Regions from separate parts of the Homo sapiens genome. Here regions 1 and 3 are each linked to region 2. The links are chromatin contacts, found by POLR2A ChIA-PET in ENCODE. All regions are on one chromosome and are shown on one strand. Each heading gives the region's core, a stretch centred on a gene start or an enhancer-like site at or near the end of the contact. The rest is flanking DNA. Distances are from core to core; before and after follow the strand shown.

Evidence for each region. ChIA-PET counts read pairs that join two places held with the same protein, here RNA polymerase II (POLR2A).
Region 1: POLR2A ChIA-PET joins it to region 2 with 11 read pairs in AG04449. The contact joins the promoter of YWHAE here to the enhancer-like site in region 2. POLR2A ChIA-PET finds 5 or more read pairs at or near these places in 2 of 52 experiments (AG04449 and HEK293).
Region 3: POLR2A ChIA-PET joins it to region 2 with 16 read pairs in RWPE1. The contact joins two enhancer-like sites. POLR2A ChIA-PET finds 5 or more read pairs at or near these places in 4 of 52 experiments (HEK293, K562, RWPE1 and 1 more).

What each region holds. Positions count from the first base shown.
Region 1 is chr17:1,397,953-1,401,998 of GRCh38, forward strand. YWHAE (tyrosine 3-monooxygenase/tryptophan 5-monooxygenase activation protein epsilon) reads right to left here and starts at 2,270. Exons shown (of 6, transcript NM_006761.5): 1 at 2,095-2,270. The coding sequence starts at 2,158. RefSeq lists enhancers at 855-1,492, 1,493-2,130, 2,131-2,768, 3,711-4,046.
Region 2 is chr17:1,080,606-1,084,283 of GRCh38, forward strand. ABR (ABR activator of RhoGEF and GTPase) reads right to left here. Exons shown (of 23, transcript NM_021962.5): 5 at 2,915-3,022. Among named protein-coding and RNA genes, the nearest start is that of MIR3183, 60 kb to the left of the region's middle. Within about 2 kb of position 2,191, at least 8 of the 41 ENCODE cell types and tissues checked have a DNase peak (open chromatin) inside an H3K27ac peak, as active enhancers do.
Region 3 is chr17:724,254-727,749 of GRCh38, forward strand. All of the region lies in intron 1 of LOC124903893 (a long non-coding RNA gene), which reads right to left. Among named protein-coding and RNA genes, the nearest start is that of TLCD3A, 6.6 kb to the right of the region's middle. Within about 2 kb of position 1,672, at least 4 of the 41 ENCODE cell types and tissues checked have a DNase peak (open chromatin) inside an H3K27ac peak, as active enhancers do.

The DNA of each region.
Region 1 (4,046 bases), core at 1,020-3,519, 320 kb after region 2:
TAACCAATAAGGGCTCTGGTCAGAAATCCTCACCACTCACATCAAAAATATAATTATCACTAACCTGTACTTTATTTGGAAACTACAATCACAAGCTTTCAAATCAGTTTTTTAAAGGAGCTTTCAAAAAGAAAAAGACCTTTCCTCACATCCTTTCTAGTTATCACAGCAAGTTTACTTAAAAAGCCCCAATACCCACAAAATAGAAAGCATTCAAGTACAATTTGTTTCCTCCCAAGAACACTAACAGATTAAGAGGGGAACATCTGGAGATGAGGGGGCGGAGGAGGAGACTTCCAATACAAGCACATTCATATCTCTTTGATTTTTAAACACTGAAATAAAGACAAAGCAGACCTTGAGCTGTACTTCCCCATCTTATCCCCCCCCCCAACAGGAACCTTGTTGAATACAAATAGCAATTTAAGAATTTACAAGACGAAATTTAGTTCACTATATTTCCTAAATATGAGTTCTAGAGGCCTTGTCTTATTTTCAAATCCCTGAATCTTATTTCTGATGATAAGGGGGACTAACCCTGAGGTTATTCACATGACTAAATCCGCATTTCGAGGAAAGCAAGGGCCCTAACATTTTGAAATATAGGTATTTTAATTAGGAAAAAAATCTAAGAATCAAAGATACTTGATTCCAACCATGTCTCACCCCACCCTACCACGCAAAAGCATTAAAACCACAGGACCCACAGACATGACCTTTCGTTTAATACTACAGTATCGCACAATTATAAATGTGTGGGTATTTCAAAAGGTGGTCCAAAAGGTGGACTGGGAGAGAGGATTAAGAATAAACTTCCTGACAATGACTGGACAGACACAATGGACATTCGATGAAGTTCTGAAAAAGGACTGGAGAACCCATTAGGGGCAAAAGAACAACGAACAAAGAGGACCTACTAATATTTCTACATAAACCCATTTATTTAAAACGGAAAAAAAGAAAGCAACAGGATCTTCAACCTTCATAACTCAAAAAACCCAGCCTCAGCCGAGCGCCTGGAATAGGTTAAGATCCCCCACGAAGTACAGACCAGCATTCCGAGCCTGCAGAGTCAACCAAAATACAGTTACTGAACACTATTGGAAATAACTTTATTTCAACAGGTCTTCCCATTTGTCATCACGGTGCGCACAAACTGTAAAGTCATCGTTTTTACAAACGGGGGGACGGAGGCTCGGGCTCTACAAAGGCTCGAACTCTCAGAGTCGTGGCCTCCTGGTTCTATCCATCAGAACCCACGGGTGATGGAGCCAGAGAAAGGTTACAGGAACTTCGAGATCTCCTGTTTTAAGTCTGAGGAAAGGGAGGGAGTGAGGATTTTCTGGGCCTCCCCAGAAGACGACGAGGAGGAAAAGCCCCGAAACCCCTCACTACGAGGTGCCGGCCTACGGGAAAGAAACCCGATCGCAGCATGGGAGCCTGCCACCGCCCGAAGACGAACTGCAGTGATTCCCACTCACCCCTCTCCCCCCACCATCATCCACGACTGTCCCCCACCTCAGGCCTGAGGAAGCCCATCGCTCTCAAAGGTCCTCCTTTGTGAGACTCCACGGCCGCCGCCCCACACGGGGCCTCCGGGGAAAAGCCACCGCCCCCACCCGCCATATTTCCCTGAAAGGCGCCCGCGCTACAGCTCCCGGTCTTCGCTCTCTCCCATGTGGCGGGTGCTGCTTCCCCCGTCACCCCACCCAATTGTTCTCCACATCCCAAGGCCGTCCCAGAAGCTCCCATGAGGGTGGCTCGTTCGGAGACAGCACCCGCCATCTCCTCCCCCTCCCCCGCCCCGGGACTCGCCCTCCCCCCAGCCGCCATTTTACAACCAACTCCTCCACCCCGTCGCCCCGGCCTCCCGGCCCGCGAGTTGTTTGCAGTTAAGGACGGCGAAGGGGTCACATTCCAGGGCATAGAGCCTCCCATCGCCCCGGGAGCTCCCAGGCCATTTCCTGCTTCCCGAACCCAAGCCCCCGGGCCAGGCTCGCAGACGATGCCGCCATTTTGTCTCCTGTTCCCGGCCTCTGTGGGCGGCGGCAGAGGGTCCGAGAATTCCAGCCCCCCGTTGCCCCCCCAACTCACCGTCGTATCGCTCAGCCTGCTCGGCCAGCTTCGCCTGGTACACCAGATCCTCTCGATCATCCATAGCGGCAGCGGCTCCGGCAGGGTCTGCGCGACGGATGGAAGCGGATAGTGTCTCCGACTCTCTCAGCCTCTCGCTCCGCGTCCGGGCAGCAAAAATGGCGGCGCCTCAATCCGGGACTTCCGCCTGCGCACGCGGACAACTGCTCAGCTCTATGGCAACCGCTCCCTGGCAACTGGCGCGGGGGGCGGGTCCTGGAACTCGGCGCCCGAAGCGGCTGGAACGAGCGCACGAGACGCCTCTCCTCTGTCGGCTCAGCGGGCGCCGGAGCCCAGAGGCGGGAACTGCGACTGCCGAAAGGGAGCGGCCCCCGGGGAACGAGAAGGGCTGAGGCGGGGCCGGCCGGGACTGCTCCTGAAAAAAGCCAGCGAGAGACCTGGGTCAGACCGGGGCCCGAGGCCCGACCTGCGGAAAAGAACGACGGAGGCTGTAACGGTTTCTGTCATGGCAGGTCTTCTTTCCCGAAATCTGAGGCTGTCACTACCGCGCCCTGGTTTTCTTTTCTTTTTTCTTTTTTCTTTTTTCTTTTTGAGACGGAGTTTCCCTCTTGTTCCCCAGGCTGGAGTGCAGTGGTGCGATCTCGGGTTACCACAACGTCCGCCTTCCCGGGTTCAAGTGATTCTGCTGCCTCAGCCTCTCGAGTAGCTGGGATTTCAGGCCCCCGCCACCACCCCCAGCTTTTGTATTTTTAATAGAGATGGGGTTTCACCATGTTGGCCAGGCTGGTCTCGAACTCCCGACCTCAGATGATCCGCCCCCCCTCGGCCTCCCAAAGCGCTGGGATTCCAGGGGTGAGCCACCGCGCCCAGCCCACGTCCTAGTTTTCTCGGCCAAGCCTGGTCATGGGCCTTTTTCAGACACTTTTAGACTCAGGGTAACGAACCGGGCCCTGGCCGGGCGCGGCGGCTCATGCCTGTCATCCCAGCACTTTGGGAGGCCAAGGCGGGAGGATCACAAGGTCAGGAGTTCGAGACCAGCCTGGCCAATATAGTGAAACCCCGTCTCTACTAAAAATACAAAAAATTAGCTTGGCATGGTGGTGCATGCCTGTCATCCCAGCTACTCAGGAGGCTGAGGCAGGAGAATCTCTTGAACCCGGGAGGCGGAGGTTACAGTGAGCCGAGATCCTCCCATTGCACTCCAGCCCAGGCGACAGTGTGAGACTGTGTTTCAAAAGAAAAATTATATATATATACAAAAATTAGCTGGGCGTGGTGGTGCATGCCTGTAATCCCAGCTACTCCAGAGGCTGAGGCAGGAGAATCGCTTGAACCCGGGAGTGGGAGGGTGCAGTGAACCGAGAGCACACCATTGCACTCCAGCCTGGGCAACAAGAGCACAACTCTGTCTCAAAACAAAGAAAAAGAAAAAAAACGAACTGGGCCCTGTTACAGTTGTCAGGGACAGGGGAGCTCCAGTTTTCACGCCTCAACTTTCCCCTCACACTGATCTTTGTCTTCTCCTGTTTAACCTTTTTCCCTCCCTAGGCCCACTATGAATAGGAGCAGGGAATTTGTTAGATGAGGGTGGTGTGGAGTACATGGTACAGAAGAGTTGGACCAAGATCAAATAAAGATTGTGGAGGCAGGAATAACTCAGTGAACATTGCTTCAGCTTCTGGCGCTTGGGAGGCCCATGCGGAAGGATGACTTGAGCCCAGCCTGGGCAACATAGCGAGACTCCATGTCTATAAAAACGTTTTTTTTTTTTTTTATTTGAGTCGGCATCTCGCTCTGTTGCCCAGGCTGGAGTGCAGTGTCGTGATCTCGGCTCACTGCAACCTCCACCTCCCGGGTTGAAGCAATTCTCCTGCTTCAGCCTCCCAAGTAGCTGAGACTACGGGCACATGCCACCACACCCGGCCAATTTTTTGTATTTTTAATAGAGACGG
Region 2 (3,678 bases), core at 941-3,440:
TGATGAGGCCAAGGTCAGCTGCCGAGGTGATGCCACCTGCTTGGTCTGCAGGGGAGGAAGCGCTCAGACAGCAGGAACTTCCTACTTCTGTCTCAAGCTGTTTCTAGACAGAGAAAACTCCTGGAGATGGAGCTTGGGTGTGTGTATATTTTGGGGGGCGGGGGGGTGGGGGATACTCAGCGTCCCCAGCCTGTGTCTCTGGCTGGTGCCTGGACTCCCAGATTTCGGGAATGTTTCCTCACGCCCCCTCCAGTGAAGTCTAGGGTATGAAATCACTCCTGCTGCAGAGAGGAGCCTAATTGCAGTAATTAAGTGGCAGCCTCAGCAGGAAGCAAGCACGTCATCGAGTGAGTCAGGATGAGAAGCCACCTGGCAGAAAGCCAGGGGCCTGGCTCTGCCCTCCAGGGTGGGCAGGCTGTGAGGGGCTTATGGTTGGGTGTGGGGGTTTCTGCCTAGGCACAGAGAACAGGCAATCAGCCCAGGCCAAGAGAAGACCCCACACTCTCTGCACCATGTCTGACCCCGGGATCTTGGGCGGCCTTGGCAGGGCTGATCTGAACACAGACCAGGGGAGTCCAGGTAGTTCCTGGGTTGGGCTGGAAACCGCAGGGAAAGCACCATTTCTCCAGCCCCTTTTATTTGTATTTTTAATAGAGACGGGGTTTCACCATGTTTCCCAGGCCGGTCTTGAACTCCTGGGCTCAAGCCAATCTCCCGCCTCGGCCTCCCAAAGTGCTGGGATTACAGGCGTGAGCCACTGCACCTGGCCTCTCCAGCCACTTGACTCCATGGAGAGGGACTTCCCCACCCTGCACTTCGTCCTCCCAGGCAGAGGGTGACACATCTGCTCCATGGGTCTGGGAGAAGAAACTATGGTCAGCCATCCTCTCTCTGCACACTGGGTAAGAGGCGTGGGCTCTGTCCTCATTGTGGAGAGGGGCCTGTGTTTTCCTATTCCTGCAAGGGACTCAATAGATACTTTTTTTTTTCCAGACAGGGTCTCGCTCTGTCACCAGACTGGAGTGCAGTGGCGTGATCGCAGCTCACTGCAACCTCCACCTCCCGGGTTCAAGAGATTCTCCTGTCTCAGCCTCCCAAATAGCTGGGATTACAAGTGTGCACCACCACGCCCGGCTAATTTTTGTATCTTTAGTAGAGACGGCGTTTCGCCACGTTGGCCAGGCTGGTCTCAAACTCCTGACCTCAGGTGATCCGCCCGCCTCGGCCTCCCAAAGTGCTGGGATGACAGGTGTGAGCCGCCACGCCCGGCTTCTATAGGTACGTTTCATTCCAGAGGCGAAGTGTCAGCAAGCCCACTGTGGCTACAGATCCAAATCCACATTTTCCAAGCTGCATTTTTTTAACAGTAATGAAGGTGACATGTTCATCTCCAACTGTCAGCTTCTCTGCTGCCTCTCGGTGGATTCTAAACGTGGGCATCGACCGTCACCCCTGAAGTTTCAGGAAAACTACCCTGCGTTTCCCCAACTCTTCTAGCGTTAGAGCTGAGACGGGAACACAAAGGGCCAAGAGGGGCCTTTACGGCAGGACTCCCAAAACTGCAGAAGCTTCTCCCCTTTTCTAGGATGGAGGTTCTCTTGCCCTGAGCTGGGGGCTGTTCCTCTCAGGCCAGTGCTTCAGGGGTGCCACTGAGGTCTTTTTGGACAAAGGGATGAACTGGGCTCTGTCCTGAAGGATCCTAAGCAACTGTCCCTCCATGCCACCTCTTAGGTAGAAATGTTGATGGCAGATAGGACTGCACCTCTGCCCTGTGGAGGAGTGCGGGAGGAAGGCTGGGCCTCAGGAGCAGAAGCACGCGTGTTCCCAGCCAGGAAGGCTGGGCCTCAGGAGCAGAAGCACGTGTGCTCCCGGCCAGGTAGGCTGGGCCTCAGGAGCAGAAGCACGCGTGTTCCTGGCCAGGAAGGCTGGGCCTCAGGAGCAGAAGCACGCGTGTTCCCGGCCAGGGATTCTAAGGCTCCTTCTCCACATAAGTGGCTCTTACCCTTTTTGTGTTTATGGGATGGCAGTCTTAGAGTTGGCAAGAACCTTAAAAGACGACCTATAGTCCAAATTTCCTCAAGACTTCCCTGTCATAAATATTACCCAGAAGCTTGTTCAAATATAGAATCTTGGGCCCCACGCAAAGCCTTCTGAATCAGAAGCTCCGGGGAAGGTGCCAGGAAATCTGTGTTTTAAACAATGCCCCAGTGATTCTTATCAAGCAAGGTCAGGATTAGCTGGCCAAGCTGGACTCAGTGGCTCGCACCTGTAATGTCAGCACTTTGGGAGGCTGAGACGGGCACATCACCCGAGTTCGAGACCAGCCTGGCCAACACGGCAAAACCTCATCTCTACTAAAAATACAAACCTTAGCCAGGCGTGGTGGTGTGCGCCTGTAATCCCAGCTACTTGGGAGGCTGAGGCAGGAGAATCACTTGAACCCAGGGGGTAGAGGTTGCAGTGAGCCGAGACCGCGCCACTGCACTCCAGCCTGGGCGACAGAGCAAGACTCTGTCTCAAAAAAAAAAAAAAAAAAAAAAGGATTATCTGGCCATTTCTAAACCCCTCATTCTACCGGACAGGACATAAAAGCCAAGAGGGGGGACGTGACTTGCTCAAGGTCACCATAGTGTGGTGTGGGAGAACACTGCCTTGGATTTTTTTTTTTTTTTTTTTTTTTTGCCTCCCCTGTTCCTCTCTCTAATCTGAAAGAGAATAATAAAAAAATAAATAAAATAGATCGTTTTCTATTAAGAGGGAAAATGTCAGGTGCAAGAAAGCAAATATCAGGCTAAGTGTTACCCATTAGAGTAACCACTTCACCGACTGGCAAGCGAGGGAGGGGAGACCAAGGGCTCTGAGCAGCCCCCAAAGCTCCTTGTCCCTCAGGGTGGCTATGTGGGGAGCGGCCTACCTCTGAGATCTTCTGGAACTGGTTGTTGGACTGGCTGCACTTCTCAGCTGTCTCCAGAGCGACTTTATAGTTATCGACAAACGCTTTGTACACACCGAGCTGGCTGGCCTGCAGGGAGGAGTCAGGGAACAGAGGGAGAGGAGGGTGGGAGGGGAGAGGATTAATGAATGGATGAAAGCTTCACGGAGCACCGGGAGCTCCCCTGCACTGAAAACCTCTCACTCAGCTCGTTGGGAACTTGGGGAAACGCAGGGATGAACATATTACAGTGTCCCTTTGAACTGGACAGTTTCCATGGAAACCAGCTCAGCCAATAAGGTTAATGAGGGGGTCTGGGGTTGGGGAGACCAGGCTAGGGCCTTTGTTGGCCTGCTAGAAATTCAACTCTTCACAGCATCCAGCTTTCCTCAGCACGGTGAAGGTCTCCCAGGGTTTGAAATCCCTTAATGTCTCATACTTCCTTCACATCCTGGAATTAGCCGGAGCAGGGAGAGAGGGGGGTGTGTGTGCTGGGGGGAGCTGGCACGTGTGGCCTGCTCAGGCCTCCCTCCCCACGTGCAGCGTGGGGAACGACATTTAAAGGTGCTGTCTTGGCCGGGCGTGGCGGCTCACGCCTGTAACCCCAGCACTTTGGGAGGCCTGAGGTCAGGAGTTCCAGACCAGCCTGGCCAACATGGCGAAACCCCGTCTCTACTAAAAATACAAAAATTAGCTGGGCATGGTGGCGCGTGCCTGTAATCCCAGGTACTCAGGAGAATGAGGCA
Region 3 (3,496 bases), core at 422-2,921, 360 kb before region 2:
CATAGTTGGAACATACTGTAAATTACTTATTCTATTCCTTTTTTTATTTTTTGGGACAGAGTCTCACTCTGTCACCCAGGCTGGCGTGCAGTGGCGCTATCTCGGCTAACTGCAACCTCTGCCTCCCAGGTTCAAGCGATTCTCCTGTCTCAGCCTCCTGAGTAGCTGGGATTACAGGTGCGTGCCATCACACCTGGCTAATTTTTGTGTTTTTAGTAGAGTTGGGGTTTCGCCATGTTGGCCAGGCTGGTCTCGAACTCCTGACGTCAAGTGATCCACCCACCTCGGCCTCCCAAAGTGCTGGGATTACAGGTGTGAGCCACCACACCCAGCCCTATTTATTCTATTCCTAAATATTTGGGTTGTTTCTAATTTTTTGCTATTATAAACAATATTATATATATATATATATATATATATATATTTTTTTTTTTTTTTTTTTTTTTGAGACGGAGTCTCGTTCTGTTGCCCAGGCTGGAGTGCAGTGGCACACTCTCAGCTCACTGCAACCTCCACCTCTGGGTTCAAGCGATTCTCCTGCCTCAGCCTCCTGAGTAGCTGGGATTACAGGCGCACGGCACCACACCCAGCTAATTTTTGTATCCCAAAGTGCTAGGATTACAGGCGTAAGCCACTGCGCCTGGCCTAATCCTATATTACTTTAATTCTACCAGCACTGTAAAAAAGTGCTTACGTCCTTATATACTTAGGCACAGTGGATATTTTCCGTCTTTTCCATATTCACTGATAAAGTTGTGTGTGTGTGTGTTATTTTGAGAGACAGGGTCTCGCTCTGTCACCCAGGCTGGAGTGCAATGGCAGGATCATGGCTCACTGAAGCCTCCAACTCCTGGGCTCAAGGGATCCTCCCACCTCTGCTTCCCATGTAGCCAGGACTGCAGGCACATGCTACCGCACCTGGATAATTTTTAAATGTTTTTGTAGAGGGTCTTGTTACGCTGCCCAGGCTGGTCTCGAATTCCTGGTCTCAAGTGATCCTCGTGCCTCATCTCCGAAAGCACTGGGATTACAGGCATCGCGCTCGGCCTACTTATAAAGTTTTCAATGGGCCTTTTTATATTTCTTCTGTGTATTTCTAGTTTGTATCATTTGAAAAATTCTTTTGGATCATTTTTTTTTCTTTTTTCTTTTTTCTTTTTTTTTTTTTTGAGGCGGAGTCTCTCTCTGTCCGCCAGGCTGGAGTGCAGCGGCGCGATCTCGGCTCACTGCAAGCTCTGCCTCCCGGGTTCACACCATTCTCCTGCCTCAGCCTCCCGAGTAGCTGAGACGACAGGCGCCCGCCACCTCACCCAGCTAATTTTTTTGTATTTTTAGTAGAGACAGGGTTTCACCGTGTTAGCCAGGATGGTCTCGATCTCCTGACCTCGTGATCCACCCGCCTCGGCCTCCCAAAGTGCTGGCTAATCATTTCTGCGGTTTTCCTTGTCCTTGTTTTCCTCACAAGTGTGACATGCTTGCCACAGACAAAATGTAGTAGGTCTGAAGCCCAGCGTGGTGGCTCATGCCTGTAATCTCAGCATTTGAGGAGGCAAGGTGGGAGGCTCGCTTGAGGCCAGGAGTTTGAGACCAGCCCGGGCAACAGAGTGAGGAACACACCCCCACCTTTGTTCTTCTGACACAGTGTCTCCGTCTGCCACTCAGGCTGGAGTGCCTGGTACAGTCACAGCTCACTACAGGCTCAACCTGAGGTGATCTCGCACCTCAGCCTCCTAAGTGCCTGGGGCTACGGGCACGCAACATCACAACAAGTTTTTTTTTGTTTTTTTTTTTTTTTGTAGAGACGGGATTTCACCACGTTGCCCAGGCTGGTCTGGAACTCCTGGCCTCAAGCGATCCGCCCACCTTGGCCTCCCGAGGTGCTGGATTTACAGGAGTGAGCCACTGTGCCCAGCCAGCCCTTAAATATTTTTGAAACCTGAGTTTAGAAATGTTTGCTTTTAGATAGGTGTGACTATCTGCAAACAAGCCAGATTTTGCATTTTTAGCAAAAGAAACATGTATGTGAAAGTGCTTTGAAAAATACACAGCAATACATAAAAGCAGCACTCCATCATCGGTTCCTTGTGTAAATTACGGTTTTTACCGGCAGGAATCAGAGCGGAGTCTCCCGTGTAGCATGCAGCTGCGGTCGCTGTTTGTAGAAACCATGGGTTTGGGGTGTGGCTGTGCTTCCCGGCCTCACAGTTTGCTCTTGCAAAGAATCTTAAGATAAAACCAAGGAAGCTGCCGTCTGGAGTCGGGCTAAGGCCACCTAGGGAATCTGTAATCCAGCAGGTGCTTGTTGAGAAGTTTAACAGCAGGGGGCTATGCCTTGAGGATCCGGTATAAAGAACAAGAATCCCCTGCCTGTGCCGAGCACACAGTTTAACGTTTTGAAAATAGGATGTCATTTAATTCTCCCAGCCATCCTGGAGGGTAGAGGCAGGAACCGCCATTTTACTGGGGAAGGAGGCAAAGTGTTTTCTCCAGGTCACACAGCTTCCAGGTGGTGGAGCGTGGACTGGAACTCAGGTTCTCGGATCCCAACTCCAATGCGCTATGCAGTGGCTGCCTCCCAGGCAGACGGCCCCTACCGTCAGGGGCATGTGGTCTGCCAGAGAAACGCACACACACATATCAGCTCAGGGCTACACTGATCAGGCAAACAAAGTGAAGGAGAAATGAAGAGCAGGGTGATTGACTTCTTTCTGGCCACACTCAAAGTCCTAAGAGCAAGTCAGCTCATTCTCTGAACCGTATTTCTTCAGACGCAGTGTGGCTTTTGTTGCCAAAGAGAATGAAGTTCCGCAGAAGGCTGTTGTTCTCCTCTTTGGACACCTCCTTCCTTTCTTTCCGTGTCTGACCTTTTCCTCGTGTTCTGTTGTTGTGCCAATCTTTAGATCTTCATCTCTATGTCTATCTTCCTGTATCAAAGTGTATACTGGCGTTGTGTGTGTGTGTGTGTGTGTGTGTGTGTGTGTGTGTGTGTGTGTGTGTTGAGACAGGATCTCACTCTGTTACCCAGGCTGGAGTACAGTGCTGTGATGATGGCCCACTGCAGCCTCAACCTCCCGGGCTCAAGCAATCTTCCCACTTCAGCCTCCCGAGTAGCTGGGACTACAGCCACACGCCACCACACCCGGCTAATTAGTGTATTTTTTTGTTTTACCATGTCGCCCAGGCTGGTCTCTAACTCTCGGGCTCGAGTAATCCTCCGGCCTCAGCCTCCTAAAGTGCTGGGATAATAGGCAGGAGCCAACTCCGGGGCTCAAGTGATCCTCCCGCCTCGGCCTCCTAAAGTGCCGGGATAATAGGCAGGAGCCACCTCCTGGGCTCAAGTGATCCTCCCGCCTCGGCCTCCTAAAGTGCCGGGATAATAGGCAGGAGCCACCTCCTGGGCTCAAGTGATCCTCCCGCCTCGGCCTCCTAAAGTGCCGGGATAATAGGCAGGAGCCAACTCCGGGGCTCAAGTGATCCTCCCGCCTCGGCCTCCTAA